Linked DNA regions of Homo sapiens: region 2 is linked to region 1. Evidence: chromatin loops called from intact Hi-C (ENCODE). Cell type or tissue: Calu3. All regions are shown on one strand. Each heading gives the region's core, and the rest is flanking DNA. Links, peaks and the distances in the headings are about the cores only. Region 1 overlaps LINC00635 (long intergenic non-protein coding RNA 635). Region 2 overlaps BBX (BBX high mobility group box domain containing).

Region 1 (2,925 bases), core at 148-2,647:
AACCTTCACTGGAGTGACTGGAAACCGGGGCCATGTAAGGATAATGCTTTCCAGGATGGTTTAAACAATCATCCTCAAAGGTGCAACTCTCCAAGTGAGTATGGACCATGTCTCCCTAATGCTGTGTCTTTGCTAATGTATTACAGCATTAGTGCTATTTATAATCAATAAAATTACTAACACTGTAATCATGTGGGTTTGGTGATAGTAATTATGACAGAATAAACAGTAGTAATAAACAGCAGTCAGAATGCCTTTGCTGCAGTTCTTGATGTTGATGGCAAACACAGCCAAGGAAGGTTGGTTTTGTTTGTTTTTTCCTTTTTTAGGGAAGCCATCCAAGCGGGCAGAACCTGCAAGTGTTGGCCAGGAGAACGGTTTTATATACCTTTTAAAATTAGGCTTCCTGAAAGGAGATGTCACAAAGATTCATTGGCTAAGATTTATAAATAGTTCACTTATTTTAAAAAATAATCACATATATGTTTCTGTAAATTATACTTGCAAACATATGGTCACCATTCCCCCTCGTGGAAAGGCTGTGGCTAATCCATATTTGGAGCTGACACCCTTTCTGGGTTCCCTCTTTAGCCAGATCACGCACATTTGCTGCTGCCCCACCGAAGCGCCTGCGCATTAGAGTTCCTTCTGTACTACTCTGAGCAGTTCCTTATGCGTCTGTTACCACTGATGTTGGGTAAAAAATAACATCCAGAGGCTTTACTATCTATAATTAAGAGCTCCAGTGCTACTAGTGATATAAGGATTGAGCTGTTTGAGAAACAGACATTTTATCTTCTGGTTGGTTTTATTTCCTTGTGTTAAATTATGAGTGAATGTTTCTCTCGTTTCTTACTTTCCCTATAAGTAGTCTTTTCTACAGCAAAATTACTACTCATTCTTAATAACTACCAGGCAATAAAGTGAGCTGTCTATTTGAGAGACAGTGGGTGTGCATTCCAACTATTCCATTCATCGTGTTTGCAGGACAGCAACGGGGAGGGATTTCTGGGGCCTCTGGAGAGGGTGGCTTAAAAGACTACAGGAAGTTAGTATCAATGTTTTGCTTCTTGATGGAAGAGAGCTTCATGATAGCTCTGGGATTGAATAGGCAAAGGCAAATAAAATAAAATCAATCGCCTTACAGTTAAGAGCTCTGTTAAACAGAGCACTTGTTTGAGCTTGTTTTTAAAAGTCCATGCCCTTTGACTCAGCAGTGAACATTTCTAGAGATTTATCTTAAGGAAATAACCAGATCAGCAATGAGCATTTCTAGAGATTTGTCTTAAGGAAATAACTAGATCCACGGCAGAGATGTGCATTCAAGGATATTGTCCACATCATTGTTTATCAGAGTCCCTATCTTGGCTCAGAACAGGAGAGATTAGGACTTGTCTGGATACAGGTAGTTTATTTCCAACATGATCCTGGGAAGCAGGAGGGAGAGAGTAGGGAAGAGGGAAAAGCAAACTTAGTGAGGCTGATGCCTTGGGCTGCTGGGACTCAACTCCACAGCGCCCTCTCGCGAAACACTCACAAGGTCTCCTGAAGCATTTATTCACCAGTCCGTCCCCACTGGTTTAAGGTTGTCTAGGAGCAAGGAGAAAGACTCTCCTTTGCCTCAAGGCTCTTTAGCATCGGAAAAGCCCCTTTGCTAGCTTTTCCATGTGAGTCTGAGCTCTCATGACCATGTTCATTGCAGCTATGGCTGAAACCAGAGGCAGACCAAAGAACACAACCCTGGGAACCCGAGGCGTCCATTATAAGCCGAACTGGAAACACCCAGAAGATCCACTCACTGGAAACTGTTTAAATAATTCTTATAGATACACACAGCAGAGGGTTTTGTAGTCATCGGCAATTATGACGTCTGTATTTATTTATGGACATAAAGAGGCATGTGCCAACAAAAAAAGCATGTTACAAAGCAGGATATATACTATTTTTTAAAATCTATAAATGTACAGATGTACCGCAGGTTATGAAACACACAACAGATACAAAATTGTTTTATGCAAATTGCTCCATAAGGTACATAATTTAATTTTAGAGATGTGGACATTTGTACATCCAGTGCAAGGCTAAATGTGGGAAATGCACTTCAGAGCTCCACAGCCCCTTCCCCATGCCCCTCACTGGGTCCTCACCTGTCTCCATTACCTGCTGTGATCTCTGTGTGTCAGCCACGCTAATTCCATGTTGTTTGTGTCATTTCGCCTTTACTGCCTTCTAATTTCAACTGGAAAGTGCTGATAAGGACAGAGGCTAGCAGTCTATTTGAAGGCGTAAAGGGAAAGATACAGCACCCCTAGTACAAAGTTGGTGGCTAGGCATGGGTGGCTCAATAATTTCAAAGACCTTGTCTTTTTTTTTTTTTTAAATCATTTTAAAAAGGAACTGTAACACCATGAATGGTGATACAAAAAGCCGCAGAAGCAAATCGAAAGCATTTCAATGTATATGAAATATGATTTACTTAAGACCTTTGAAAAACAGATGATTGTATAAATTGCATAAGTTGGAAGATGTCTCTATTCCCTAGGAAAAGTGATTTTCTCTGGATGGTGGAATTTCAAATTATATTTCTTTGTTGGCATTTTCCCAATATTTCTCAAAAATTATGTTAGTTAAGAAAGCATGATGATGACAGAGACAGGGATGAAAGACACAGCATCTTTTTAGTCACTTGCAGTTATTGTGGGAAATTTCCATTAATAAACACAAAGAGGCCGTTCCAGAGCATCTATGTAGGGATCTGTTGGAAGGAGCAAGCTGAAGCTGTGTTTCATAGCACTTTAGATGAAACAGAAAATGGCAATTCTGATTGTCTATGTTATCAATGAAGGAGAGTGGCTTATAGAGATTATGGACAAAGCTCCTCCTCGCCACCCCCTTCAATCCCTGACATCTCCTCTAGCCGTCCTA
Region 2 (2,925 bases), core at 191-2,690, 92 kb before region 1:
TTCTCATCTTTACCACCTGTTTGCTCACCCACCTCAGACAGCCATAAAATTAGCAATTTAACATCCAGGGTGATCATTTTTCTTAGCACTTTAGCTGTACCTCATGTACTGTTGCACCCACCCTGTAGCTAGACTTTATGGATGAATACTGTTTATCCAAACATTACATAATAGTCAAGAGAGACTACAGTGGAATTAACTTATTGGCAAGCCCTATCCAATTTGAGGAAAATAAGAAGCATACCCATGAACATCCTATGCCGTATGGCCCACTAGTGCCCTCTACCTACCAACCTAGCAAACACACACTTCCCTCCATAGCTGACCAGTCATTGGAAAACAGATGTTAACTATATTGTTCGTATCTGAAAGGATGTATATATCTCTTAGGTAGAACAGCATGGGCAGGAGTGAACAGTAATATAACAAATCATTATTATATCAGCTATGCTTGAAATTGAAGCCATCAGCATAGATGAGATTACTGAGAGAGGGTCCTAAGACAAAACACTGAGGAAAAACATTGAAGGGATTATTATGGAAAGAAGAGCCAGCAAAGAAGAACCACAAGGAGTGGCCTGAGACATAGGAGGAAAGCAAGGACCCTGCAATAACAGAAGGGCAGGAAGGAGTTTTTCTAAAGAAAGACTAGCACTGTCAAATGCTGCAAAGAAATTAAGATAAGGACCAAGCCATGGAAATTAACGTATGCCCAGTTTTCCACCCTTCCTTCCCTCAAATTAAGAAGTTTTTGATTTAACTTTTAGAAATCGTATCTCACACTAAGTAATGCCATAAAAATGTTACTGTTAGGAGATCCTGGAAATGTTGGGCCACTAAAATATGTTGAACCTCCCCCCACACATGCCCTTTTGGGAATCAGGCTTCCAGCAACCTTGAGCATTTAAAATGCTTCCCTGTACCTGTAAACAGGTAAAAATCCTCCCAGAGGCAATAAGGAAAACTGTTCTTACTAAACCTAAGGAGAGCATTCTCAAGCCTCCTCTCTGACAGCTTTGCTTTAACTCTAAAGGCAGGTAGTGCATCCATGCAGTCAGTCATTCATGAGCCTCTCAGTGTGCCATGCACTGCATTAGGCACAGGATATGTGGGAGTGACACACACGGGGAACAAAAACCTGCAGTGACAAAAGCAACAGCAGAGGGAGCCAGTGGAAGAAACAGAAAAACAGCATGGGTGTGAAGTGCAGTGCTACGCAGCTTGTGGTCCTTCAGTAATTCTTGAGCATGTCATGGGATTATGTGACAAATTTAGTGCTCTGCAAATTACTAAATTTAATAAATATCCACACACACTGCTATTTTTAATTCTGTTCAATTTCAGTGTTTAAGTAATTTTTGGAATTGTACCAAAAAGGTGTTTATGTTTATTAAGTGTTAAAGATAAATCATTATTAGTAATAATTGGGCCATTTATTGAGAGCATAATATCTCTTCAGCACTGCCCTACACTAGCATCACACCTAATCTTCACAGCATAATTGCGGGCAGGTATTACTGTTCATATTTTGAAGGTAAGGTAAATGAGGCTCAAAATCTTATTTGCTTAAGTCCACACAGCAGCAAGTAATGAAAGCATGCCTGTGTGGCACAAAGGCCATATTCTTTCTATTATAGAGCGTTGATTCAAGGCACTGGCATTTATGTTCAGTCCTTCATTCCCTGAAGCACTGAGAGCCGGTGGTATTAATGTGTTTGTTTTCTCTTAGTCTCCTGATAAGGTGAGTAATTGAATTCAGCATGTCTAGAAAAGGTAGAAGTAGCATTTATCAGTGAAAATTCGGCCAGAAGAAAATATTCCAAACTTCAGAAAGTTTGAGCCCCATAAATGTATCTTCTAAAGGAAAAGTAAATGATAGAGATGAATAGAAAAGCACTCTGTTAAAACTGATAACACCCAGGAGGAAAGAGTCCTCATAACTTCCTTAAGCTAGGCCCTTTTTAATAGCCTAGGTAGGCCATTATTAAATACATGCTTCTACAAAGGCCTGTTATTCAGCAAGTATTCTAGGGAAAATTTCTTCTAGCATGAAGCACCCAGTCCCTCCTGGAGCTAACAACTTCGTAGAATCACCTGTGGGATCTGTGGTCACCTTTAAGGATATAGTCACAAGCAGGATTACCTACTAAATGGAAATAAGAAATAGCTCTGTTTTTAACTGAGAAAGAATTCAGAATCACAAAGAATCTAAAAATCTTAGACTATAGCTATCTACTCTAACAATGACAGAACTTCAGGTGAAGATGCTTGTAAATGTCTTTAAGAATGTATGTCCTTCTCAGCTCTTATTGAGGCTAGAAATGGAAAATGAAGTTTTTATTTAAAAAATGAGAAAAGGCAGTGTTGTTTATTTTTATCAATGCCCAGCCACTTTTTAGCCAAATTTGCAGAAGAGGATGCAGTCAATGTTAATGTTGTACATATGTTATGTACTGCAACACAGCATAGGCCATTAACTGTACAACTCAGATTTGTGGCCTTGATTATCAGTCTTTGCATGTACATTAAAGCATACTCTGAAAGCCAGGGTCAGTGTTTTATATAAAACTCTTAGATTCCTAAGCTGCTGTCATATGGCCTTGCACATATATATTGGATTCTAAACAAAATTTGTTGACTGACTTGATGCTGTCTTTCCACAGAGATCCCAGATATATTCTTCAAAAAAATTGTTTGGTAAATGCAAAATAACTCTAAATCTCTTTTATATTTGACTAGTTATTAAGTTAGTACTTAAGTAGAAATTGAAATGCATTTCTCACTTTAAGGTTACAGAGTTAAATTTAAAGCCTAGAATATCCAAGATAATATTCTTACTGTTAAACAGCCATACCTACTTTTGTTATTATTTTTGAGGTCATTTACTAAAAATGGTTCTCAAAATGATCATCCCAAATGTGACAT

Evidence for each region. Peaks named below come from ENCODE experiments on the same cell type or tissue, not always from the same donor. Only the 100,000 strongest peaks of a DNase experiment are listed, where the experiment ranks them.
Region 2: it touches region 1 in a loop (15-fold over the local background); 21 of 110 quality-filtered maps call a loop at or near these places.

What each region holds. Positions count from the first base shown.
Region 1 is chr3:107,844,921-107,847,845 of GRCh38, forward strand. All of the region lies in intron 5 of LINC00635 (long intergenic non-protein coding RNA 635), which reads right to left. Among named protein-coding and RNA genes, the nearest start is that of LINC00635, 32 kb to the right of the region's middle. In Calu3, for the core only: a CTCF peak has its summit at 1,523; a DNase peak (open chromatin) is centred at 1,501.
Region 2 is chr3:107,752,543-107,755,467 of GRCh38, forward strand. All of the region lies in intron 9 of BBX (BBX high mobility group box domain containing), which reads left to right. Among named protein-coding and RNA genes, the nearest start is that of LINC00635, 120 kb to the right of the region's middle. In Calu3, for the core only: no CTCF peak of the experiment used is centred there; a DNase peak (open chromatin) is centred at 1,149.